Linked DNA regions of Homo sapiens: regions 1, 2 and 3 are each linked to region 4. Evidence: chromatin contacts called from ENCODE Hi-C or POLR2A ChIA-PET data. All regions are on one chromosome and are shown on one strand. Each heading gives the region's core, a stretch centred on a gene start or an enhancer-like site at or near the end of the contact. The rest is flanking DNA. Distances are from core to core; before and after follow the strand shown.

Region 1 (6,658 bases), core at 169-2,668, 84 kb after region 4:
GCCCTCCACCACGCGCCCGGATAATTTTTTGTATTTTTAGTAGAGACAGGGTTTCACCGTGTTAGCCAGGATGGCCTCCACCTCCTGACCTTGTGATCCGCCCGCCTCAGCCTCCCAAAGTGCTGGGATTACAGGCGTGAGCCACCGCGCCCGCCCGAAATAGTGAAAGTCTTAAAGTCTTTGATCTTTCTTATAAGTGCAGAGAAGAAAACGCTGACATATGCTGCCTTCTCTTTCTGCTTCGGCTGCCTAAAAGGGAAGGGCCCCCTGTCCCATGATCACGTGACTTGCTTGACCTTATCAGTCATTTGGACGACTCACCCTCCTTATCCTGCCCCCCCTTGTCTTGTATACAATAAATATCAGCGCGCCCAGCCATTCGGGGCCACTACCGGTCTCTGCGTCTTGATGGTAGTGGTCCCCCGGGCCCAGCTGTTTTCTCTTTATCTCTTTGTCTTGTGTCTTTATTTCTTACAATCTCTCCTCTCCTCACAGGGGAAGAACACCCACCCGCAAAGCCCCGTAGGGCTGGACCCTACGTTAGCCTGCCCTGCTCGGGGTTGGCGATGCTGGAGGTGGGCCTTGGACCAGAGAAAATGCTTTAATTAGGTGACAAGCGGGCAGAGGCCTTTGTCTCTGGCGCCGGCAGCCACGGCCCCCGCTGACGGCGTGGGAAACAGACCCTGTTCCACTCCGGTCTCCAGCCTTGGAATGGTTGCCTTCGTGCAGTGCAGGTCTGGAAAGTAGCAGTTTGGCACGGGACCCTAGAATTCCCCAAAAGGAGTGACTAGGGGCTGGGATTCTGGAATTTGAGTGTGGACGGTGAGGCGGGGGGTGTGGGAGATCGGAGACCCTGGTGGGCGCGGGAGCACCTGCAGGCTGGAGGCCCTCGCGCGCTCCGGCGGCAGCCTGGCAAACAGGTTCTCCATCCCCCAGGAGGACGCGGCAGAGGGCGGACGATCGCTCCACTCGCCGGGACCAGGTGCGGGGGCCCTGCCCAGCCGCTGGGGCGTGGCCAGGCTCGAAGCACCCAGGTGTCGGGGGCCGACTCTAAGCCCTGGCACCGGAAGAGAGAGGGCGGCGGATTGGACCTCCCGGCTCCAGCATTGCAACTGGGCGCTCCGTCTCCTGGTCCACGCAATGATGCTGCGGCTGCTCAGAAGCCAGGTAGCCTGCCCTGGGTGAAGCCTTCGCGCAGGTCAATGACGGGGCGGAGGGGCAGGGCGCGGTCCCCTGCATCCCCGATCTGGGGAGCGGTGGGCCCAGGGGCCATCGCCTTAGCCCCTGGCGCTGGGGCTCGGCGCCAAGTGACGGGCGGGGCTCCACCTTCCAGCCATCCGCCCGGCCCGGGAGGGCGGACGCTGCGAGACTCCCGGCCGCGCCCTCTCCTTCCTCTCCTCCCCAAGCCCTCGCTGCCAGTCCGGACAGGCTGCGCGGAGGGGAGGGCTGCCGGGCCGGATAGCCGGACGCCTGGCGTTCCAGGGGCGGCCGGATGTGGCCTGCCTTTGCGGAGGGTGCGCTCCGGCCACGAAAAGCGGACTGTGGATCTGCCACCTGCAAGCAGCTCGGGTAAGTGGGGACTGCCCCACTCAGTTGTTCCTGGGACCCAGGAACAACTCCTTCAGAACCAGGAGGTGCACCCCCAACCTCTTCTCCAGGTCTTCCTAAGGCCCTAGGAATCTCCGCCACCTCCCCAGCCATTACTCCTCCAGGAACCAAGATGCTCCTTCCGCTCCTGACCCTCCAGCCTCTCTTGTTTTACTTGAACTATCGTTTCCCATCACCACCTCTGTGGTGGATTTTGCGCCTCACAGACAGGTACTCCTGAGAAACAGGCTGGTGGAAGAGTCCAGTATCAGCGGAACTTACAGGAGGGGAGACTCGAGATTCCTTCAGGAAAGGTGTAGGAACCTGGACCACTTTCTTTTTTTTTTTTTTTTTTTTTTTTTAAGACAGGGTCCCTCTCTGTCGCGCAAGCTGGAGTGCAGTCAGCGGTGCTATCGCGGCTCATTGTGAGCTCCGGGGATCCTCCCGCCTTAGCATCCGGTGTAGCTGAGACCACAGACATGTGCCACCATGCCAAGCTAATTTTATTTATTTTTTTTTGGAGACGGAGTTTCACTCTTGTTGCCCAGGCTGGAGTGTAATGGCATGATCTCAGCTCACCGCAACTCCCGCCCCCCGGGTTCAGGCGATTCTCCTGCCTCAGCCTCCCGAGTGGCTGGGATTACAGGCATGCGCCACCATGCCCGGCTAATTTTGTATTTTAAGTAGAGACAGGGTTTCTCCACGTTGGTCAGGCTGGTCTCGAACTCCCAACCTCAGGTGATCCACCCACCTTGGCCTCCCAAAGTGCTGGGGTTACAGGTGTGAGCCACCGCGCCTGGCCCATGCCAAGCTAATTTTAAAATTTTTTTGTAAGAGTGCTCTGTTGCCCAGGCTGATCTTGAACTCCTGGGCTCAAGGGATCCTCCCATCTCAGCCTCCCAATATGCTGGGATTACAGGTGTGAGCCACAGTGCCCAGCCAAACCATGGCTATCTTGAAAACCACTTGTCTTCCAGTCCCCATGCCCCGAAATTCCAAGGCTCTCATCCCTGAAACCTAGGACTCAGGCTCTCCCTACCTCAGCCCCAGGAGTCTAAACCTTTAACTTCCTCTTTCCCTGGGACTAAGGAGTGCTGCACCCCAGGCGCCTCCCTTACCCCACATCCCTCCTCAGCCTCCCCTCCTCAGCCTCAGAGCATTTGCTAATTCGCCTTTCCTCCCCTGCAGCCATGTGGCTCCGGAGCCATCGTCAGCTCTGCCTGGCCTTCCTGCTAGTCTGTGTCCTCTCTGTAATCTTCTTCCTCCATATCCATCAAGACAGCTTTCCACATGGCCTAGGCCTGTCGATCCTGTGTCCAGACCGCCGCCTGGTGACACCCCCAGTGGCCATCTTCTGCCTGCCGGGTACTGCGATGGGCCCCAACGCCTCCTCTTCCTGTCCCCAGCACCCTGCTTCCCTCTCCGGCACCTGGACTGTCTACCCCAATGGCCGGTTTGGTAATCAGATGGGACAGTATGCCACGCTGCTGGCTCTGGCCCAGCTCAACGGCCGCCGGGCCTTTATCCTGCCTGCCATGCATGCCGCCCTGGCCCCGGTATTCCGCATCACCCTGCCCGTGCTGGCCCCAGAAGTGGACAGCCGCACGCCGTGGCGGGAGCTGCAGCTTCACGACTGGATGTCGGAGGAGTACGCGGACTTGAGAGATCCTTTCCTGAAGCTCTCTGGCTTCCCCTGCTCTTGGACTTTCTTCCACCATCTCCGGGAACAGATCCGCAGAGAGTTCACCCTGCACGACCACCTTCGGGAAGAGGCGCAGAGTGTGCTGGGTCAGCTCCGCCTGGGCCGCACAGGGGACCGCCCGCGCACCTTTGTCGGCGTCCACGTGCGCCGTGGGGACTATCTGCAGGTTATGCCTCAGCGCTGGAAGGGTGTGGTGGGCGACAGCGCCTACCTCCGGCAGGCCATGGACTGGTTCCGGGCACGGCACGAAGCCCCCGTTTTCGTGGTCACCAGCAACGGCATGGAGTGGTGTAAAGAAAACATCGACACCTCCCAGGGCGATGTGACGTTTGCTGGCGATGGACAGGAGGCTACACCGTGGAAAGACTTTGCCCTGCTCACACAGTGCAACCACACCATTATGACCATTGGCACCTTCGGCTTCTGGGCTGCCTACCTGGCTGGCGGAGACACTGTCTACCTGGCCAACTTCACCCTGCCAGACTCTGAGTTCCTGAAGATCTTTAAGCCGGAGGCGGCCTTCCTGCCCGAGTGGGTGGGCATTAATGCAGACTTGTCTCCACTCTGGACATTGGCTAAGCCTTGAGAGCCAGGGAGACTTTCTGAAGTAGCCTGATCTTTCTAGAGCCAGCAGTACGTGGCTTCAGAGGCCTGGCATCTTCTGGAGAAGCTTGTGGTGTTCCTGAAGCAAATGGGTGCCCGTATCCAGAGTGATTCTAGTTGGGAGAGTTGGAGAGAAGGGGGACGTTTCTGGAACTGTCTGAATATTCTAGAACTAGCAAAACATCTTTTCCTGATGGCTGGCAGGCAGTTCTAGAAGCCACAGTGCCCACCTGCTCTTCCCAGCCCATATCTACAGTACTTCCAGATGGCTGCCCCCAGGAATGGGGAACTCTCCCTCTGGTCTACTCTAGAAGAGGGGTTACTTCTCCCCTGGGTCCTCCAAAGACTGAAGGAGCATATGATTGCTCCAGAGCAAGCATTCACCAAGTCCCCTTCTGTGTTTCTGGAGTGATTCTAGAGGGAGACTTGTTCTAGAGAGGACCAGGTTTGATGCCTGTGAAGAACCCTGCAGGGCCCTTATGGACAGGATGGGGTTCTGGAAATCCAGATAACTAAGGTGAAGAATCTTTTTAGTTTTTTTTTTTTTTTTTTGGAGACAGGGTCTCGCTCTGTTGCCCAGGCTGGAGTGCAGTGGCGTGATCTTGGCTCACTGCAACTTCCGCCTCCTGTGTTCAAGCGATTCTCCTGTCTCAGCCTCCTGAGTAGATGGGACTACAGGCACAGGCCATTATGCCTGGCTAATTTTTGTATTTTTAGTAGAGACAGGGTTTCACCATGTTGGCCAGGATGGTCTCGATCTCCTGACCTTGTCATCCACCTGTCTTGGCCTCCCAAAGTGCTGGGATTACTGGCATGAGCCACTGTGCCCAGCCCGGATATTTTTTTTTTAATTATTTATTTATTTATTTATTTATTGAGACGGAGTCTTGCTCTGTAGCCCAGGCCAGAGTGCAGTGGCGCGATCTCAGCTCACTGCAAGCTCTGCCTCCCGGGTTCATGCCATTCTGCCTCAGCCTCCTGAGTAGCTGGGACTACAGGCGCCCGCCACCACGCCCGGCTAATTTTTTTTGTATTTTTAGTAGAGACGGGGTTTCATCGTGTTAACCAGGATGGTCTCGATCTCCTGACCTCGTGATCTGCCCACCTCGGCCTCCCACAGTGCTGGGATTACCGGCGTGAGCCACCATGCCTGGCCCGGATAATTTTTTTTAATTTTTGTAGAGACGAGGTCTTGTGATATTGCCCAGGCTGTTCTTCAACTCCTGGGCTCAAGCAGTCCTCCCACCTTGGCCTCCCAGAATGCTGGGTTTATAGATGTGAGCCAGCACACCGGGCCAAGTGAAGAATCTAATGAATGTGCAACCTAATTGTAGCATCTAATGAATGTTCCACCATTGCTGGAAAAATTGAGATGGAAAACAAACCATCTCTAGTTGGCCAGCGTCTTGCTCTGTTCACAGTCTCTGGAAAAGCTGGGGTAGTTGGTGAGCAGAGCGGGACTCTGTCCAACAAGCCCCACAGCCCCTCAAAGACTTTTTTTTGTTTGTTTTGAGCAGACAGGCTAAAATGTGAACGTGGGGTGAGGGATCACTGCCAAAATGGTACAGCTTCTGGAGCAGAACTTTCCAGGGATCCAGGGACACTTTTTTTTAAAGCTCATAAACTGCCAAGAGCTCCATATATTGGGTGTGAGTTCAGGTTGCCTCTCACAATGAAGGAAGTTGGTCTTTGTCTGCAGGTGGGCTGCTGAGGGTCTGGGATCTGTTTTCTGGAAGTGTGCAGGTATAAACACACCCTCTGTGCTTGTGACAAACTGGCAGGTACCGTGCTCATTGCTAACCACTGTCTGTCCCTGAACTCCCAGAACCACTACATCTGGCTTTGGGCAGGTCTGAGATAAAACGATCTAAAGGTAGGCAGACCCTGGACCCAGCCTCAGATCCAGGCAGGAGCACGAGGTCTGGCCAAGGTGGACGGGGTTGTCGAGATCTCAGGAGCCCCTTGCTGTTTTTTGGAGGGTGAAAGAAGAAACCTTAAACATAGTCAGCTCTGATCACATCCCCTGTCTACTCATCCAGACCCCATGCCTGTAGGCTTATCAGGGAGTTACAGTTACAATTGTTACAGTACTGTTCCCAACTCAGCTGCCACGGGTGAGAGAGCAGGAGGTATGAATTAAAAGTCTACAGCACTAACCCGTGTCTCTGTAGCTTTTTTGGAGCCAGAGCCACTGTGTATGTGTGTGTGGGTTTGTGTGTGTGTGTGTGTGTGTGTGTGTGTAAGAGAGTGGAGGAAAAGGTGGGGTACTTCTGAAGACTTTTATTTTTTTTTAATTAATTTATTTTTTTTCAGAGATCGAGTCTTGCTCTGTGGCCCAGGCTGGAGTGCAGTAGTGTGATCTCGGCCCACTGCAAACTCCCACCTCTCGGATTCTGGTGCCTCAGCCTCCCAAGTAGCTGGGACTACAGACGTTCGCCACCATGCCCAGCTAATTTTTGTATTTTTAGTAGAGACGGGGTTTCACCATGTTAGCCAGGCTGGCCTCGAACTCCTGACCTCAGACAATCTGCCCGCCTCGGCCTCCCAAAGCGCTGGAATTACAAGCGTGAGCCACCGCGCCGGGCCCTGAGGATTTTTATTACTCGTGATTGGGAGTACTGTCCCTACTTAGATCTGACAGCCCCTTGTTGCTGGACTTGTGTGAGTTGTGGTCCCTGTTTTTCTGGTTCCCTGTTTCTATCACACAGGAGAGAGAGACCTTCCAGGACCCTAACGTCTGAGCCCCCAGTTGCTCACTCCTGGACT
Region 2 (6,569 bases), core at 1-2,500, 97 kb before region 4:
GGGTGGAAGGGAGGCAAAGGAGGAGGCTCTGGCCAGGGGAAGGGGAGACGTGGTCCTGGGGGAAGAGATGACGGGGGCTGGACATTTGGGCCCTGGGAAAGAGAGATCTGGGGGAAAGCCGTTATTAAATCCCCCAATATTGAAATTATCTTCATAGTAGCTTACATCAAGGCCTTTCCAAACCTCAAGACACTCAGGTTTGTGTGGGGAAAAGAAAGAGAGATCAGATTGTTACTGTGTCTATGTAGAAAAGGAATCTGTATCATGAATAAGTTCAAGGAAAGGTGCTGTGACCGGATGTGCACGTAGGCTAGATTTATGTTTCACTTTACACAAACATCTCAGTGTAGCAAAGAGTAACAGAGCAGTATCACTGCCAGCATATCTCGCCTCCAGCCACAGGTAGGTTTTCTCCTATCTCAGAATAGAAGGAATGGGAATGGTCCGCTTTACACTGAGACAGTCCATTCCCAGGGAGAGCAGGAGACAGAAGCCTTCCTCTTATCTCAACTGCAGAGAGGCCTCCCTCTTTCACTACTCCTCCTCAGCACAGACCCTTTACTGGTGTCGGGCTAGGGGATGTAAGGTCTTCCTTTCCCACGAGGCCATATCTCAGGCTTTCTCAGTGGGGGGAAACCCTGGACAATACCCAGGCTTTCTTGGGCAGAGGTCCCTGCGGCTTTCCGCAGTGCAATGTGCCCCTGGTTAATAGAGAATGGAGAATGGCGATGACTTTTACCAAGCATACTGCCTGCAAACATATTGTTAACAAGGCACATCCTGCAAAGCCCTAAATCCATTAAACTTTGATTCAATACAGGACATGTTTCTGTGAGCACACGGTTGGGGCTAAAGTTACAGGTTAATAGCATCTCAAAGCAGAAACAATTTTTCTTAGTACAGTTCAAAATGGAGTTTCTTATGTCTTCATTTTCTACGTAGACACAGTAACAATCTGATCTTTCTTTTCCCCACAGGTTTGCAGAACAGAGATGGAGAAGGAGGTAGCAAGGAAACAGACGTTTCACTGCAATGACGACCCACTCACTAGTCCTGAACCCTAAACTCCCTCCTCCTTTAGACTCTGGAGTCCCGCCCCCCGCCTCCTCTTCCCCAGAATCCGGAGGGCGGGCAGACCTGGTGCTCAGAGCGAGGCAGCGTCTGCAGCACGGCTGTGAAGTCGCTGGAGATGAGGCCGACAGACACGATGCCCCAGCGCAGCGCCATGGTTGCGATGCGGAGCCCTCGGCACCTTCGGTCCCTCCAGGCGCGAATTAAGTACCTGACGCCCCGCCCACCCCGGGGGCGGGTCCCCATCCTCCGCCCGTATTGCGCCTACGCCGATTCTCGTTGGCTCCAGTCGGCAGAGCGGTCATTTAGTTCTAGCTTCCCCGCTGGGCGAATGCACCGTTTAGCTCCGCCTTACAGAGGGAACCACACCTTGACGTCGCTTCTACAGATCTCTTACCTATGACTTTAGGCTCGTCGGATACGCGGGGTAAGGACAGCGTGGGGAGGAGAGGTTTGCTTTCTTGCCAACACCAATCCTTGAGAGTTAGATTTAATGTCTTGCCCTCTGGACTTTGTGGCAAAACTTTGCCCTGACTTTTTTGCTCTCAAAGCCACGCATCATTAGGGGTTGTTCACAGAGAGAGAGAGGATTGTAACAGCAAACTTAATAATTATTACTAATATGTATAGAGCACCTGTAGACCAGCTCCTCAGCTCTGCGCTTTACCTTCTTCGTTCCTAATTTCTCCCCGCAGACCTGGGAAGTAGCTTCTATTGTCCCCAGTTCACAAAGGGGGAAACAGACTCCAAGATCCCTGGTCATTTTTTGGAGGTCTCACAGTCAGGAGGTAAAGACCTGTGAATTGGCTGCTTCCAGAAGCTATAGTTTTAGAAACCAGGCTGCTTTGCTTGTTAGGAGCCCCAGAGCCTGGCCGACTGGTTTCAAAACCCTCCTTGCCCCTTCTTGGCTGTATTGCTTTTGGACAAGAGGTCGCCCTCTCTGGTCCTCACTTTTCTATTCTGGAAAGCAGAGATCATGATAACATCTACCTACATAGGGTTGTGAGGAGGATTCATTGAGCTCTATGGTCTATTATGTAAAATATACTGTATTATTATAATTATTATTGATATAGGGTCTCGCTCTGTCGCCCAGGAAGGAGTGCAGTGGCACAATCATAGCTCACTGCAGCCTCAAATTCCTTAGCTCAAGGAATTAGCTCCTGCCTTAGCCACCCTAGTACCTGGGACTACAGTAGCTGGGACCCAAAGTAGCTACTGGCTACTACACCTGGCTAATTATTTTGTTTTATTTATTAATTATTTTAGAGATAGGGTCTCACTCTGTTACCTAGCTGGACTGCAGTGGCGTGATAATAGCTCACAGCAGCCTTGTACTCCTGGGCTCAAGCTATCTTCCCGCCTCAGCCTCCTGAGTAGCTGGGAGTATAGGCATGTGCCCCACTTACCGCTATTTGTTTGTTTGTTTGTTTGAGACGGAGTCTCACTCTATCCCCAGGCTGGAGTGCAGTGGTGTGATCTCAGCTCACTGCAACCTCCGCCTCCCTGGTTCAAGTGATTCTCCTGCCTCAGCCTCCTGAGTAGCTGGGACCACAGGCGCCCTCCACCATGCCCAGCTAATTTTTTTTATTTTTAGTGGAGACAGGGTTTCACCATGTTGGCCAGGATGGTCTCGATCTCCTGACCTTGCGATTTGCCTGCCTTGGCCTCCCAAAGTGCTGGGATTACAAGCATGAGCCACTGCACCCAGCCTGCTAATTTTTGTTGCTGTTGTTGTTTGTTTTTTGTTTTTGAGACGAAGTCTCGCTCTGTCATCCAGGCTGGGGTGATCATGCAGTGGCATAATCTTGGCTCACTGCAACCTCCACCTCCCAGTTTCAAGCAATTCTCCTACCTCAGCCTCCCGAGTAGCTGGGATGACAGGCGCCCACTACCACGCCCGACTAATTTTTGTATTTTTACTAGAGATGGGGTTTCACTGTGTTGGCCAGGCTGGCCTCGAATTCCTGACCTCAGGTGATCCGCCTGCCTTGGCCTCCCAAAGTGCTGAGATTACCTGCATGAGCCACCATGCCCAGCAATTTTTTGTACAGAAAAGGTCTCACTTTGTTGTCCAGGCTGGTCTCCAATTCCTGGGCTCAAGCAATCCTCCTGCCTCAGCCTCCCAAAGTGCTGGGATTATAGGTATGAGACACTGTGTCCAGTCGATTTTTAAACTTTTTATCAAGGCAGGGTCTTGCCAAGTTTCCCAGGCTGGTTGGGACATGATAATTCCTAACTGGCTGGCCAGCTTCACACAGGGCAGGATATTGTCACTTTCTCTTACTTGGTAGACAATAATTAAGACCTGAGTGTCACACATGGATTCACAGACTTCAAGTTTACACAAACTGCTGAATAGAAACACAAATGGGACCAGGCACGGTGGTTCACGCCTGTAATCCCAGTACTGTGGGAGGCCCAAATGGGAGGAATGCTTGAAGCCAGGACTTTGAGACCAGCCTGGGCAACAAAGCAAGACCCCATCTCTACCAAAAAAAAAAAGTGGGGGGAGGGGGCAGGGCATAGTGGCTCATGCCTGTAATCCTAGCACTTTGGGAGGCCGTGGTGGGCGGATCACTTAAGGTCAGGAGTTCGAAACCAGCCTGGCAAACATGGTGAAACCCCCATCTCTACTAAAAATACAAAATAATTAGCCAAGCATGGTGGCGGACGCCTGCAATCCCAGCTTCTTGGGAGGCTGAGGCAGGTAAATTGCTTGAACCTGGGAGGAGGAGGTTGCAGTGAGCCAAGATCGCACCACTGCTCTCCAGCCCGGGTGACAGAGAGAGACTCTGTCTCAAAAAAAAAAAAAAAAAAAAAAAAAGGTTTAGGGGGAGGGAAATCCACATAGGACACAATATCATTACTATGAAGAAAAAGAAAAAATCATTTAATAATAAATATCAAAAAATAATTTTGATACTCCCAGGTATTTGTCCTAGAAAGAAAAAATAACATGTTTGCACACAAACCAGTGCACAGGTGTTAGCAGCTGTACATAGCTCAAGCCCAAATGTCCTTTAAGCTGCCAGTGGATTCAACAAAATACTACTCAGCGGCCAGGCACAGTGGCTCACACCTGTAATCCCAGCACTTTGGGAGGCCAAGATGGGTGGATCACCAGGTCAGGAGATCAAGACCATCCTGGCTAACACGGTGAAACCCCATCTCTACTAAAAATACAAAAAATTAGCCAGGCGTGGTGGCGGGCACCTGTAGTCTGGAGGCTGAGGCAGGAGAGTGGCGTGAGCCTGGGAGGCAGAGGTTACAGTGAGCCGAGATCACACCACTGCACCCCAGCCTGGGCAACAGAGGAAGACCCGGTCTAAAAAAAAAAATATATATATATAATATATATATATATTTTTTTTTTGAGATGAAGGTTTGCTCTGTCACCCAGGCTGGAGTGCAGTGGTTCGATCTCAGCTCACTGCAAGCTCTGCCTCCCGGGTTCACGCCATTCTCCTGCCTCAGCCTCCCAAGTAACTGGGACTACAGGCGCCCACCACCACGCCTGGCTAATTTTTTGTATTTTTAGTAGAGACAGGGTTTCACTGTGTTAGCCAGGATGGTCTTGATCTCCTGACCTCGTGATCCGCCCTCCTCGGCCTCCCAAAGTGCTGGGATTACAGGCGTGAGCCACTGCGCCCGGCCTAAAATTATTACTTTCTTATTGCTGCACTCCAGCACCTCAGAGGAGGCAAAAAGGTAAACACTGAAAAGAAAATATGCCGGGCACGGTGGCACATGCCTGTAATCCCAGCACTTTGGGAGACTGTGGCGGGCAGATCTCTTGAGCCCAAGAGTTCGAGACCAACCTGCAAAAAATTAGCCAGGTGTGGTGGTGTGCATCTGTATTCCCAGCTACTAGGGAGGCTGAAGCGGGAGGATCGCTTGAGCTGGGAAGGTTGAGGCTGCAGTAAGCTATGATGGCACCTCTGTACTCCAGCCTGGGCAACAGAGTGAGACTCTGTCTCAAAAAAGAAAAAAGAGGGCGGGCGTAGTGGCTCACGCCTGTAATCCCAGCACTTTGGGAGGCCGAGGCGGGCGGATCACCTGAGGTCAAGAGTTTGAGACCAGCCTGGCCAACAGGGTGAAACCCCATCTCTACTAAAAATACAAAAATTAGCTGGGCGTGGTGGTGTGCACCTGTAATCCCAGCTACTTGGGAGGCTGAGGCACTGGAATCGCTTGAACCCAGGAGGCAGAGCTTGCAGTGAGCCGAGATCACGCCACTGCACTCTAGCCCGGGCAACAGAGTGAGACTCTGTTGCCCAGGAAAAAAAAGAAAAAAAAAAAAAAGAAAAAGAAAAAAGAAGAAAAAGAAAATGCTGTGGGGCGCTGCCATGTGGAAAGACATTTGGGAAAGGCTAAAAGAACCCACTGCACACTTAATGGTATATCACATGTCAGTACCCGGTCAGACTCGCCTCTGGTAACATGGAGGTAGACACTCTAGCAAGAATTAGAACACTGGGTCCCTCACAATCCTCAAGGGCTTGGAGCAACTCAGTATTGTGTATAGACTGCAGATTTCCCTTACCATATAATCTTCAAGTGGCAGGATTGATTAAAAAGAAAAATGGCCAGGCGCGGTGGCTTACGCTTGTAATCCCAGCACTTTGGGAGGCCGAGGTGGTCGGATCACGAGGACAGGAGATCAAGACCATCCTGGCTAACACAGTGAAACCCCATCTCTACTAAAAATACAAAAAATTAGCCGGGCATGGTGGCGGGCGCCTGTAGTCCCAGCTACTCAGGAGGCTGAGGCAGGAGGATGGCGTGAACCCGGGAGGCAGAGCTTGCAGTGAGCCGAGATCACGCCACTGCACTCCAGCCTGGGTGACACAGCAAGACTCTGCCTCAAAAAAAAAAAGAAAGAAAGAAAGAAAGAAAAATGGCATTTAAAAAAATTTTTTTGCAGGTTTTATTTATTTATTTATTTATTTGAGACAAAGTCTGGCTCTGTTGCTCCAGCCTGGGTGACAGCGCCACACTCCGTCTCAAAAAAAAAACAGAAAATAAAATTTTTTTTTGTAGAGATGGTGTCTCACCATGTTGCCTAGGCTGGCCTCCAACTCTTGGGCTGAAGTGATCCTCCCACCTCGGCCTCCCAAAGCACTAGGCATGAGCCACCAAGCCTGGCCCAACTATCCATTATGCATAGTTGTAAAGCAAGTCTGGCCAGACGCATTTATACTGGAGCTGATAAAAGGCCAATGGTAAACACTATTTAGGATTTCCCAGAATCTTGAGCCAAGGGGAGGGGTTGGACTGGCAAATTCCCCAGACTGGATAGGGTGTTTCTTGTCAGAGGGCAAGAATTTCTCGGGCAGCTGCAGTGGTCTCCCTTGATCCTCTTGGGGTTGGGGCCAAAACAATCCACTTACCCCTACACTAGAACATGGTCCCTTTTTTTTTTTTTTTTTTTTTGGACGGAGTCTTGCTCTGTCACCCAGGCTGGAGTGCAGTGACACAATTTCAGCTCACTGCAA
Region 3 (6,177 bases), core at 1,882-4,381, 120 kb after region 4:
TAAGCTCACTGAAACCTCTACCTCCCAGGTTCAAGCGATTCTCCTGCCTCAGCCTCCTGAGTAGCTGAGATTACAGGCACGTGCCACCACGCCTGGCTAATTTTTGTATTGTTAGTAGAGACGGAGTTTCACCATGTTGGCCGGGCTGGTCTTGAACTCCTGACCTCAAGTGATCCGCCCGCCTCAGTCTCCCAAACTGCTGGGATTACAGGCGTGAGCCACCGCGGCCGGCCTGGATGTAGCTTTCAGCCTCTCCCTCTCCCCAAGAACCAGGAGTGCAGGCCCCACCCCTGTCCTAGCAAAACCTCAGACATCTGTGATCCTCAGCTACCACACCCCTTTGTGATAGAAAATTCCTGCTTTACTTGAGAATGTAGCAACCGGAGCCCCCCCACACCTCCGCCCTCAGATCCAGTTCAGGCGCCCATCTCCCAGCAATCAAGTCTTGCTCCCTGGCCTGCCCTCCGGCACCCTGGAGCCCCGCTTTCCACACAGCCTTGCTCCTCCCGGCCTGGCTTGCTGCCTGCAGGCCTCTCAGGGTCCTTCACCGTCTCTCCAGTCTCGGATCCGGACCCGTGGATCTCAGCCTCAGACCCTCCTCTGGCCCCGGCCTTGCCCTCGGGCACGGCCCCTTTCCTCTTCAGCCCTGGGGTCCTGCTCCCCGAGCCAGAATATTGTCCTCCTTGGAGGTCCCCAAAGAAGGTGAGTCTCGACTGGAGGGAGAGGTCCCTCTGAGAGCCTAGTCTTTGTCTCCCTTGTTGCTGCTGCCATTTTTGCTCCTCTTCGGTGGCACCGAGCTGACCCCATACTTTGCATGTAGTCCTGGGGCCGGAAGGTGGGAGCCGCGCTGAAGCCTAAAACATCACACCTGCTCTTTCAGGAGTCTCCCAAGATCTCCCAACGTTGGAGGGAGTCCAAGCCCAGGGGGAACTTGACATACCACCAGTACATGCCCCCAGAGCCGAGACAGGGATCCAGGGCGGACCCCCAAGCCGAGGGGTCCGCCCTGGGTCCTCCTGGGCCATCTCTGTGGGAAGGGACAGACTCGCAGCAGCCACATCCTAGGTATGACACCCACTTCTGTTCTCCCGGGACCCAGAAATTCAGGTCCCAGCATCCTCCTCCCTCAAACCTCGAGTCCAAGATTAGGGGATTGGGGCCCCCAACCCTCTCTTCTCCCAGGGTTTAAGAGTCCAGGATCCCAGCCCCTCCCTTCGCCCTTCAGACCCGAGTCTGAACGCCTAGTTCCTCCTCCCCCATGCACAGAAATCTAGCCCCATGTTTGCGCCCTTGGAGACCCAGAATTCTGGACCCTCACTTTTCTGCATCTTCCCCAGCTCCCCGTCTTTGAGGACCCCAGAACGCCTTTTCCCCCTCTACCTCTCTAACCTTTGTTCGCCCCTCACGATTATCACCAGGATGAAGCCCTCTCCCCTCACTCCCTGCCCACCAGGAGTCCCTAGCCCCTCGCCCCCCCCACACAAGTTGGAACTTCAGACCCTTAAACTGGAGGAGCTGACGGTGAGTTTGGGGTGTAACTTTCCAGGCCTTCTCTCTCCTTCGGTGGGGTCCCAGAATTCCAACCCCGCAGCCTCTGCCCTCTGGAAATCCAGGAGATCGGGTACCCAGTCCCATCCTGTTTTAGGGTCCCAGGAGTCCGGACCCCCAGTGCCTCCTTTCTCGGTTTCCAAATATCCTGTCCAGCTCCTGCCTGCGCCCGGGAGCCCGCCCAGCACTGCCTCTTCCCACGCCCCGCCCCTCCCCAGGTCTCAGAGCTCCGGCAGCAGCTGCGCCTGCGGGGCCTCCCAGTGTCGGGGACCAAGTCTATGCTCCTGGAGCGCATGCGCGGCGGCGCGCCGCCCCGCGAGCGGCCGAAGCCGCGGCGCGAGGACAGTCCCGCGGGTGCTCCCTGGCCGCGCCTCAAGCCCAAGGCCCTGGCAGCCGCCCGGCGTCAGGGCTCGGTGAGGGCGGGGCTATGAGCTTGCGGACCAATGAAGAGAAAGCAAAGTGGGCCGGGGCGGGGTGTCGAAAAAACTAGCCAATGAAGTGTGGGGGCGAGGACCAGCGGTAGGAAGCCTTGAAGGCGAGGGGACGTGGTTCAGACTAACAGGGGGCGGATCTTTAGAGAAGAGGAGCCAATGAAAGAATAGGGGGCGAGGCCAAAGGGGTTGATGAGCGAGGGGTCGCGAGAGGATCAAGGGGTGGAGCCACACGTTGCGAGTGGGTGGGGTTGCGCCCTGTGGGCATGGCTTATGGGCGCTCGCCCTCTTGGCTGCTCTAGGTCAAGCCCAGCGCAGCATCTCACAGGCCACCTCTTCCACGTGCCGCGGATACCCCGGGGACGGCTCCGGCTCCAACTCCCACTCCGGCTCCTGCTGCAGCTCCAGCCCTGACCCCTTCCTCAGGGCCGGGCTCAGCGGCTCTGACTCTGGAGGAGGAGCTGCAGGAAGCGATCCGGAGGGCGCAGGTAAGAGGGTGTGGGTTGAATCCGGCTAGGGTTCTCCAGTCAGGTCCAGGTCGCAGTCCCGAGTTCACGCCAAATTTCTCCATCCGCAGTTGCTTCCTAACCGGGGCATCGATGACATCCTGGAGGATCAGGTGGAGCCTGATGGTAGGATCCAAACTGCTAGATTTAGGGGAGGTGGGGGCTGAGGTTCTGGACTCCTGCGTCCAAGGGAGGCGTGAGCTGGGGAGCTGGATCCTGGAAATGGGGTATGGGGGGCTGGCGCCCGGACCCCTGACTTTCCAAGCTCATGTACCATTCTTTATCCCGCAGACCCCCTGCCCCCTATTCCCCTGGACTTCCCTGGCTCCTTCGACGTGCTGTCCCCCTCCCCGGACTCTGAAGGCCTCTCATCTGTTTTCTCCTCTTCACTCCCGTCTCCCACGAACTCCTCCTCCCCTTCTCCCAGGGACCCCACGGACTCCCTGGACTGGCTGGAGGCCCTGAGCGGGGGTCCTCCTCTGGGTTCTGGTCCCCCACCCCCCAGCATCTTCTCCGCTGACTTATCTGACTCCAGCAGCAGCCGGCTGTGGGACCTGCTGGAGGATCCATGGTGATGGATTCTAGGATTTACAGAGACAGAGAACTGATGGGGGTGGAGAGAAGCTCCTTGTGGGAGGAGAGGGAACTACCAGCAGAGCCCCTCCTACCGCAGACACAGGATCGGAGACAACCTCCAACCCCACCTGCCTCCTGAAGTGCTGCTGACATGCAACTGCCTTAACTTTGCCTACCTGGCCTCCTTATGATCCCCCTCCGGCGTGGTATGGTTGGGGGGCTTCTTTTGCTGCTGGCCACGGCAAACAAGCTGCTTGCTGCTTCCTTCAGAGACCTCATGGATGTTCTTACATGCCCCCGACCCCGGTAGATGGCTCCCTGTTGTTTGGGGAGCCTGGAAGGTGGTTATGCCTTTTGGATGCAGGAGAGGAGCAAGAAAGAGTGGAGAGGGAGAATGGGGGAGCCGGACCCTGACCTCCCTGGGTTCTGGTTGGAGATGAAAAAATTAGAAGCATCAGGTCTAAGATCAGCTTCTCTTGGAAGCAGAGCCTGAGACAAGATATAAATGCCAGTCATTTATTAAAGAAGTGTTCTGGCTGGGTGCGGTGGCTCACGCCTGCGATCCCAGCACTTTGGGAGGCTGAGGCAAGTGGATCACCTGAGGTCAGGAGTTCGAGACCAGCCTGGCCAACATGGTGAAACCCTGTCTCTACCAAACACACACACACAAAAAAAAATTAGCTGGGCATGGTGGCACATGCCTGGAATCCCAGCTACTTGGGAGGTTGAGGCAGGAGAATCGCTTGAACCCGGGAGGCGGAGGTTGTGGTGAGCTAAGATCGCTCCATTGCACTCCAGCCTGGGCAACAGGAGCTAAACTCCATCTTAAAAAAAAAAAAAGAGAGAGAGAAAAAGAAAGAAATGTTCCCAGGAGAAACCAGCAGAAGAGTGGGGAAAACAGGACAGCAAAGGGGAAGAGGAGCAAGAGGTGACTTCAGGTGAAGTTCCAACCTCAGCCTAATCCTGCAGGGAGCTCCAGAGCACAAATTAAGTTGTGGAGTCTTTCCTGTCTTGGGACACATGGAACTGGGCCTTTGTATCTCCCTGTTTGAGCTTATTATAGCCAAACAACAAACCAGGCTCAGTGGCAAACGCCTGTAATCCCAGCACTTTGGGAAGCTGAGGCAGGCAGATCACTTGAGGCCAAGAATTCAAGACCAGCCTGGCCAACATGGTGAAACCCATCTCTACTAAAAATACATAAAAACTGGGCCGGGCACGGTGGCTCACACCTGTAATCCCAGCACTTTGGGAGGCCAAGGTGGGCGGATCACGAGGTCAGGAGATCGAGACCATCCTGGCTAACACGGTGAAACCCGGTGAAACCCTGTCTCTACTAAAAATACAAAAAAATTAGCTGGGCATGGTGGCATGTGCCTGTAGTCCCAGCTACTCGGGAGGCTGAGGCAGGAGAATGGCGTGAACCCGGGAGGCGGAGCTTGCAGTGATCTGAGATTGTGCCACCACACTCCAGCCTGGGCAACAGAGCGAGACTCCGTCTCAAAAAAAAAAAAAAAAAAAAAAAACTAGCCAGGTATGGTGGTGGGAGCCTGTAATCCCAGCTACGTGAGAGACCGAGGCAGGAGAATCACTTGAAACCAGGAGGTGGAGGCTGCAGTGAGCTGAGATCATGCCACTTCACTCCAGCCTGGGCAACAGAGTGCTACTCCATCTCAAAACAAACAAACAAACAAACAAACAAACAACAAAAACCCACACCACCCCAAAACTTAGAGTTGTAAAACAATAACTATCTATGACTGCTCACAAATGCATGGGTTGACTGGGCTCAGCAGGGCAGTTCTTCAGTTCCATGTGATGTTGGCTAGAGCTGCAGTCATCTCAGGGCCCACCTGGGCTAGCACATACAAGATGGCACATCAGATGTGTGTGGCACCGTGGTGGGGATAGCATGAAGGCTGGGCCCAGCTGGGTTGTGCAGTGTGACACTCCATGCAGTGTCAGCACTATTCCTCTGTGGCCTCTCCCCCGGGATAACTAGATTTCTTGCATGATAGCTCAGGGCTCCCAAGAGTGAGTATTCCAAGAGCCAGGAGCAGAAGCTACCAGTCTCTTAAAGACTAGGCTTGAAACTGGCACAATTTCTCTTCCACTGTATTTTATAATTAATGCAAGTCAGGCAAGCCCACGTTAAATACGGGAGGGCACTATACAAATCTGTGAATATCAGGGACATGCTCACTAGGGGCTACATCTGGAGACTTGCCACTATACCACCCCTAGTCAGCCATGAGCCATGGGTCACAGAGGGAGGGAGGAATGACATAAACTCCCAGGAACCTCCAGCCCAAGGGCAGTCCTGGGAAGAACGTCATAGGGTAAGTTGTTAGCAGCAAAATGTTTTAAAATGTAGGTTTTGGCCGGGCGCGGTGGCTCATGCCTGTAATGCCAGCACTTTGGGAGGCCGAGGCGGGTGGATCATGAGGTCAGGAGTTCGAGACTAGCCTGACCAATATGGTGAAACCCAGTCTCCAGTAAAAATACAAAAATTAGCTGGGCATGCGCCTTTAATCCCAGCTACTCAGGAGGCTGAGGCAGGAGAATTGCTTGAATCTGGGAGGTGGAGGTTGCAGTGAGCCAAGATCGCGCCACTGCACTCCAGCCTGGGTGACAGAGTGAGACTCCATCTCAAAAAAAAAAAAAAAAAATAGGTTTCAGGGCCAAACACCGTGGTTCATACCTGTAGTCCCAGCTACTCTGGAGGCTGAGGCAGGAGGATCACTTGAGCTTTGAAGTTTGAGGTTGCAGTGAGCTATGATTGCACCAGTGCACTCCAGCCTGGGCAACAGATCAAGATCCTGTGTTTCAAAAAAAAAAAAAAAAAAAAAAAGATTGGGCCCAGTGATTCACGCCTGTAATCCTGGCACTTTGGGAGGCCGAGGCGGGTGGATCACCTGAGGTCAGAAGTTCGAGACCAGCCTGGCCAATGTGCTAAAACCCCATATCTACTAAAAATACAAAAAAAAAAAATAATTAGCCAGGTGTGGTGGTGCACACCTGTAGTTCCAGCTACTCGGGAGGCTGAGGCAGGAGAATCACTTGCAGTGAGATGAGATCATGCCTGCACTCCAGCCTGGGCAACACAGTGAGACTCC
Region 4 (6,115 bases), core at 88-2,587:
AGGAGGGGAGGAAGAGGTCAGGGGGCGGGGAGAGGGCCGACAACTGAGTCTCAAAGAGGACTGGACTGGCGTATCCAGACTCCTGGATCTGAGGGAGGAGGGGCTGGGGGCCTGGACTCCTGGGTCTGAGGGAGGAGGGGCTGGGGGCCTGGACTCCTGGGTCTGATGGAGGAGGGGCTGGGAATCCGGAGTCCTGGGTCTGAGGGAGGAGGGGCTGGGAATCCGGGGTCCTAGCGCTGAGGTTTGCCATTCTCATGTCCCACTCATCCTCTCCAGGTGGAAATTTGGACTCCCAGGGAGACCCTCTTCCCGGTGTGCCGCTGCCTCCTTCGGACCCCACGCGCCAGGAGACCCCTCCCCCCAGATCTCCCCCGGTGGCTAATTCGGGTTCCACGGGGTTCTCTCGCCGAGGGAGTGGGCGTGGAGGAGGTCCCACCCCCTGGGGGCCCGCGTGGGATGCCGGGATCGCCCCTCCGGTCCTGCCACAAGACGAGGGGGCATGGCCTCTGCGAGTCACTCTGCTACAATCCAGCTTCTAATCCGCCCAAAAGCGGCAGCCAATCGGAGCGCGAGGACGTGGTCTGGAGGTACCGCCGGAGATCTGGGACCACTCAGGGCATCAGGGGGCGTGGTCTGGTCCCCATTGCGGGCCCGGGAGGGGAATGGTTTCTATGGCCAAAGTTTGGTTTTCTCAACACTGTCTAAATTTGGATTAAAACTTTGAACTTTTAGTCAATAGCTTTCTTTCTGTCTGTCTGGGGTTGTGGCACTGGTGTCTCTGAGGGGCAGAGCTGGAGTCGTGGACTCCTGGGTCCTGAGAGAGGAAGGGACAGGGGGCTTGGACTTATAGGTCTCTGGGAAGAAGGGATAGAGAACCTGATCCCTCGGTCTGAGAGTGGAGGGGGCTGGGCCAGGATTCCCGGGTCTGAGGGAGGAAGGGGTGGGACCCTGACTCCTGGGTCTGAGGGAGGAGGGACTGGGAGGCTGGACTCCCGGGTCTGAGGGAGGAGGGGCTGGGACCCTGACTCCTGGGTCTGAGGGAGGAGGGGCTGGGAGGCTGGACTCCCGGGTCTGAGGGAGGAGGGGCTGGGAGGCTGGACTCCCGAGTCTGAGGGAGGAGGGGCTGGGGGCCTGGACTCCCGAGTCTGAGGGAGGAGGGACTGAGGCTTCTGGATTCCTGGGTCTGTGGGAGGAGGGACTGGGGCTCCTGGATTCCTGGGTCTGTGGGAAGAGAGGAGTGTCTGAGGGAGGAGGGGCTGGGGACAAACTTCCAGGTCTCTAGCCTTCCTGGCAACGCCCCCCGAGGCCGGACTTCCAGGATCCAGCCTCTATTGAGGATTTGATGCGACGGCCTCACGGGGCTTTGGAGGTGAAAGAGGCCCAGAGTAGAGAGAGAGAGAGACCGACGTACACGGGATGGCTACGGGAACGCGCTATGCCGGGAAGGTGGTGGTCGTGACCGGGGGCGGGCGCGGCATCGGAGCTGGGATCGTGCGCGCCTTCGGTGAGCCGGGTCTGACTGCTGGGAGCTGTGGAGTGTGAGAAAGGAAGGATGGGGGCGGGGTGATGGGGGCGGAAAATAGGGACTCCAGTACTGCAGCCAGGATTCTGATATTATAAAAGCCAATTTGCAGGCTAAAGTAAGCGTGTGGCGCTGTAGGCTAGGGCTGAGTCTGGCAGGGTCTCCGAAGGCAGTGGCCCCTTTCTCTGGGTCTGTTGGTGTAGCTACAAAACCAGTGGTTTGAGGAATGGCTCTGTCAGTCGTGGAGTTTGCTCCGGAAGCCACGAACGGGGGTTCAGGAGCCTCAGCAGAAACAAGGCAAGGAGAGTATGTGTCAAGGCGTCTGCCCTCTGTCCTATGGGTGATCATGAGACTGGGGTCACGAGGGGAGAGGGAGATCAGCCCCAATCCAGGTGGCCACAAGAGGGCGGCAGAGGCTTTAACCAAGGCTCGGAGAGTAACCTGTTCCCTTCCTATTCTCAGTGAACAGCGGGGCCCGAGTGGTTATCTGCGACAAGGATGGTGAGTGACGGTCCCTCAGCCCTCACCTTGGCCCTTCCTCCCTCAGACCCAGAGGTCCAGACCCCTAGCACCTCCTCCCTCAGACCCCGGAGTCCAGGCCCCCAGGCCCTACTTCCTCAGACCCAGGAGTCCAGACCTCAGCCCCTCCTCCCTCAGACCTAGGAGTCCAGGCCCCCAGCCCCTCTGCCCTCAGACCCAGGAGTCCAGGTCCCCAGCCCCTCCTCCCTCAGACCCAGAAGTCCAGGCTCCGGCACCTCCTCCCTCAGACCCAGGAATCCAAGTCCCCAACCCCTCCTCCTTCAGACCCAGGGGTCCAGGCTCCCAGCCCCTCTTCCCTCAGACCCAGGAGTCCAGGCTCTGGCACCTCCTCCCTCAGACCCAGGAGTCCAGGCCCCCAGGCCCTACTTTCTCAGACCCAGGAGTCCAGACCTCAGCCCCTCCTCCCTCAGACCCAGGAGTCCAGGCTCCCAGCCCCTCCTCCCTCAGACCCAGGAGTCCAGGCCCCCATCCCCTCCTCCCTCAGACCCAGGAGTCCAGGCCCCCAGCCCCTCCTCCCTCAGACCCAGGAGTCCAGGCTCCCAGCACCTCCTCCCTCAGACCCAGGAGTCCAGGCCCCCAGGCCCTACTTCCTCGGACCCAGGAGTCCAGACCTCAGCCCCTCCTCCCTCAGACCCAGGAGTCCAGGCCCCCAGCCCCTCCTCCCTCAGACCCAGGAGTCCAGGCTCCCAGCACCTCCTCCCTCAGACCCAGGAGTCCAGGCCCCCAGGCCCTACTTCCTCGGACCCAGGAGTCCAGACCTCAGCCCCTCCTCCCTCAGACCCAGGAGTCCAGGCCCCCAGCCCCTCCTCCCTCAGACCCAGGAGTCCAGGCTCCCAGCCCTTCCTCCCTCAGACCCAGGAGTCCAGGCCCCCAGGCCCTACTTCCTCGGACCCAGGAGTCCAGACCTCAGCCCCTCCTCCCTCAGACCCAGGAGTCCAGGCCCCCAGCCCCTCCTCCCTCAGACCCAGGAGTCCAGGCTCCCAGCCCCTCCTCCCTCAGACCCAGGAGTCCAGGCTCCCAGCCCCTCCTCCCTCAGACCCAGGAGTCCAGGCTCCCAGCCCTTCCTCCCTCAGACCCAGGAGTCCAGGCCCCCAGGCCCTACTTCCTCGGACCCAGGAGTCCAGGCTCCCAGCCCTTCCTCCCTCAGACCCAGGAGTCCAGGCCCCCAGGCCCTACTTCCTCGGACCCAGGAGTCCAGGCTCCCAGCCCTTCCTCCCTCAGACCCAGGAGTCCAGGCCCCCAGGCCCTACTTCCTCAGACCCAGGAGTCCAGACCTCAGCCCCTCCTCCCTCAGACCCAGGAGTCCAGGCCCCCAGCACCTCCTCCCTCAGACCCAGGAGTCCAAGTCCCCAACCCCTCCTCCCTGAGACCCAGGGGTCCAGGCTCCCAGCTCTTCTCTCCCTGCAGAGTCTGGGGGCCGGGCCCTGGAGCAGGAGCTCCCTGGAGCTGTCTTTATCCTCTGTGATGTGACTCAGGAAGATGATGTGAAGGTAAGCCGAGTTCCTGTTCCTACCCCCATCTCCGCTAATGACCAGTTCTTTGTTCTCCTCCAGCCATTTGCATATGCCTTTCCCTCTACTTTTCCTTCCTCTCCTGGCTCCGCTGGACTCGTCAAAGGTTTCCACCCAGTGTCACTCCACACACAAGGTCTTCTGTGACTGATGGGCAGGTCACATGTTCCTTCTGTCACACCTCTCCAAGGCTCTTAGCACATTTAACATGTGGATGGAAATGAATAAGTCCCTCAAAGTGGGTCAACTGGAACTGATTTTTCTGTCTCTTTTTTTTGTAAGTGTCACTGAGGCTGGAGTGCAGTGGTGTGATCTCGGCTCACTGCAACCTCAGCCTACCGAGTTCAAGCCATTCTCCTATCTCAGCCTCCCGAGTAGCTGGGATTACAGGTGTGCGCCACCATGCCCGGCTAATTTTTTTTTTTTTTAAGACAGAGTTTCGCTCCTGTTGCCCAGGCTGGAGTGCAATGGTGTGATCTCGGCTCACCGCAACCTCTGCCTCCCAGCTTCAAGTGATTCTCCTCTCTCAGCCTCCCGAGTAGCTGAGATTTCAGGCATGTGCCACCACACCTGGCTAATTTTGTATTTTTAGTAGAGACGGTGTTTCTCCATGTTGGTCAGGCTGGTCTCGAACTCCCAACCTCAGATGATCCGCCCGCCTCAGCCTCCCAAAGTGCTGGGATTACAAGCATGAGCCACCGTGTCTGGCTAATTTTTGTAGTTTTAGTAGAGACAGGGTTTCACCATGTTGGCCAGGCTGGTCTCGAACTCCTGACCTCAGGTGATCCGCCCACCTCAGCCTCCCAAAGTGTTGGGATTACAGGTGTGAGCCACTGCACGTGGCCTGTATGTAACTGATTTTTTCTCCATTATTTCTGGGTTCCTATTTCTTCCTTTTAATCAGTATCTCTCTGTTATCTGCCCCCCTTGGGCAACTGTCCCCTACGCGCTCTCTGAATCCTTGTCACCCCCCTGCCCCACCCCCTGACCCTGGGTGTGACGACTGCAGTGTGGCTCTGACCAGCCCCCTGTCTCCTTCCTGTCTCCTGCTTGCCTGCTGTGTCTGCTGATCTCGGAGTCCCCTCTTCCTCTAGCTCTTGTCCCCTGACCTGGGAGTTCAGCTTCCCCCTCCTGCCTTGCATTTGGGAGCCCTGTCTTCTTTATGGCTGGACACCCCATCTACTGCTCATTCAAAGGACATTTCCTGGGCTGGGCGTGGTACCTGTAATTCCAGCACTTTGGGAGGCTGAGGCGGGTGGATCACTTGAGCTCAGGAGTTTGAGACCAGCCTGGCTAACCTAGTGAATCCCTGTCTCTACTAAAAAGTACAAAAATTAGCCGGGCGTGGTGGCAGTCGCCTGTAATCCCAGCTACTTGGGAGGCTGAGGTAGGAGAGTTGCTTGAACGCAGGAGGCTGAAGTTGCAGTGAGCCAAGATCGTGCCAATGCACTCCAGCCTGAGTGACAAGAGGGAGACACCGTCTCCAAAAAAAAAAAACAAAGGACATTTCCTTTCTCCTCAGACCCTGGTTTCTGAGACCATCCGCCGATTTGGCCGCCTGGATTGTGTTGTCAACAACGCTGGCCACCGTGAGTTGTGAGACCCCAGGGCCATTCTCCACCTCCTGCCCCCCAACTCTGTTTCCTGCACGTCAGTTTCCCCACTCCCTGCCCCTGATTCCCTCATCCTGCCTCATACCTCTTTCTAGCCACTTGGACAGGAGAGTAAAGCAATGGAAGCCCCCCAGGCCTGTGCTGAAACTGTGGCCCTGTTCCATCCCTCCTGTGTGTCCCCAGGGCTGTGCCCTCACTTGGCCATGTCTCTCTTCTTTTCTTTTCTTTTTTCTTCTCTTCTCTTCTTTCTTTTCTTTTTTTTTCAGATGGAGTCGCACTCTGTCGTCCAGGCTGGAGTGCAGTGGTGTGATCTCAGCTCACTGCAACCTCTGCCTCTTGGGTTCAAGCGATTCTCCTGCCTCAGCCTCCCAAGTAGCTGGGATTACAGGCGCCCACCAGCACGCCAGGCTAATTTTTATATTTTTAGTAGAGATGGGGTTCATCATGTTAGCCAGGCTGGTCTTGAACTCCTGACCTCAGATGATCTGCCCACCTCGGCCTCCCCAAATGCTGGGATTACAGGCATGAGCCACTGCACCCGGCTTTTTTTTTTTTTTTTTTTCTGAGATGGGGTCTCACTCTGTCGCCCAGGCTGGAGTGCAGTGGCTCGATCTAGGCTCACTGCAACCTGCACCTCCCAGGTTCAAGCAATTCTCCTGCCTCAGCCTCCTGAGTAGCTGGGAATATAGGCACCCGCCACCACACCCAGCTAATTTTTGTATTTTTCGTAGAGACAGGGTTTTGCCCTGTCAGCCAGGTTGGTCTTGAACTCCTGACCTCATGATCCGCCTGCCTCAGCCTCCCAAAGTGCTGGGATTACAGGCGTGGGCAACTGTGTCCAGCCCCCGTCACTTTTCCTCTCTCTCTCACCCCCCACTTTAGACCCACCCCCACAGAGGCCTGAGGAGACCTCTGCCCAGGGATTCCGC

What was found. A loop is a pair of places that touch in the nucleus more often than their neighbours do. ChIA-PET counts read pairs that join two places held with the same protein, here RNA polymerase II (POLR2A). Pooled maps may share reads with other maps.
Region 1: a pooled map shows a loop between it and region 4 (2.1-fold over the local background). The contact joins the promoter of FUT1 here to the promoter of HSD17B14 in region 4. A Hi-C loop is called at or near these places in 1 of 168 maps with a recorded cell type or tissue (gastrocnemius medialis) and 2 of 50 pooled maps. POLR2A ChIA-PET finds 5 or more read pairs at or near these places in 6 of 52 experiments (A549, A673, H1 and 3 more).
Region 2: a pooled map shows a loop between it and region 4 (2.3-fold over the local background). The contact joins the promoter of DHDH here to the promoter of HSD17B14 in region 4. A Hi-C loop is called at or near these places in 3 of 50 pooled maps. POLR2A ChIA-PET finds 5 or more read pairs at or near these places in 9 of 52 experiments (B cell, Caco-2, GM12878 and 6 more).
Region 3: a map of ascending aorta shows a loop between it and region 4 (2.4-fold over the local background). The contact joins the enhancer-like site here to the promoter of HSD17B14 in region 4. A Hi-C loop is called at or near these places in 3 of 168 maps with a recorded cell type or tissue (CD8-positive, alpha-beta T cell, ascending aorta and naive thymus-derived CD4-positive, alpha-beta T cell), 3 of 37 single-sample maps with no recorded cell type and 10 of 50 pooled maps. POLR2A ChIA-PET finds 5 or more read pairs at or near these places in 7 of 52 experiments (H1, OCI-LY7, PC-9 and 4 more).

What each region holds. Positions count from the first base shown.
Region 1 is chr19:48,747,401-48,754,058 of GRCh38, reverse strand. FUT1 (fucosyltransferase 1 (H blood group)) reads left to right here and starts at 1,418. Exons shown (of 2, transcript NM_001384359.1): 1 at 1,418-1,569; 2 at 2,776-6,048. The coding sequence starts at 2,778. The coding sequence ends at 3,875. RefSeq lists enhancers at 630-1,216, 2,422-3,061, 6,084-6,658 and a silencer at 1,332-1,381.
Region 2 is chr19:48,928,380-48,934,948 of GRCh38, reverse strand. It overlaps DHDH (dihydrodiol dehydrogenase), which reads right to left and starts at 1,250. Exons shown (of 7, transcript NM_014475.4): 1 at 1,138-1,250. The coding sequence starts at 1,227. RefSeq lists an enhancer at 1,176-1,677.
Region 3 is chr19:48,710,150-48,716,326 of GRCh38, reverse strand. It overlaps MAMSTR (MEF2 activating motif and SAP domain containing transcriptional regulator), which reads left to right. Exons shown (of 10, transcript NM_001130915.2): 4 at 560-702; 5 at 881-1,065; 6 at 1,419-1,521; 7 at 1,767-1,961; 8 at 2,282-2,467; 9 at 2,557-2,611; 10 at 2,777-3,602. The coding sequence ends at 3,060. Among named protein-coding and RNA genes, the nearest start is that of MAMSTR, 6.5 kb to the left of the region's middle. RefSeq lists a silencer at 1,710-1,999. Within about 2 kb of position 3,131, at least 4 of the 41 ENCODE cell types and tissues checked have a DNase peak (open chromatin) inside an H3K27ac peak, as active enhancers do.
Region 4 is chr19:48,831,713-48,837,827 of GRCh38, reverse strand. HSD17B14 (hydroxysteroid 17-beta dehydrogenase 14) reads left to right here and starts at 1,337. Exons shown (of 9, transcript NM_016246.3): 1 at 1,337-1,504; 2 at 1,985-2,023; 3 at 3,470-3,552; 4 at 5,096-5,162; 5 at 6,069-6,115. The coding sequence starts at 1,417. It overlaps PLEKHA4 (pleckstrin homology domain containing A4), which reads left to right. Exons shown (of 20, transcript NM_020904.3): 20 at 277-731. The coding sequence ends at 539. RefSeq lists a silencer at 360-429.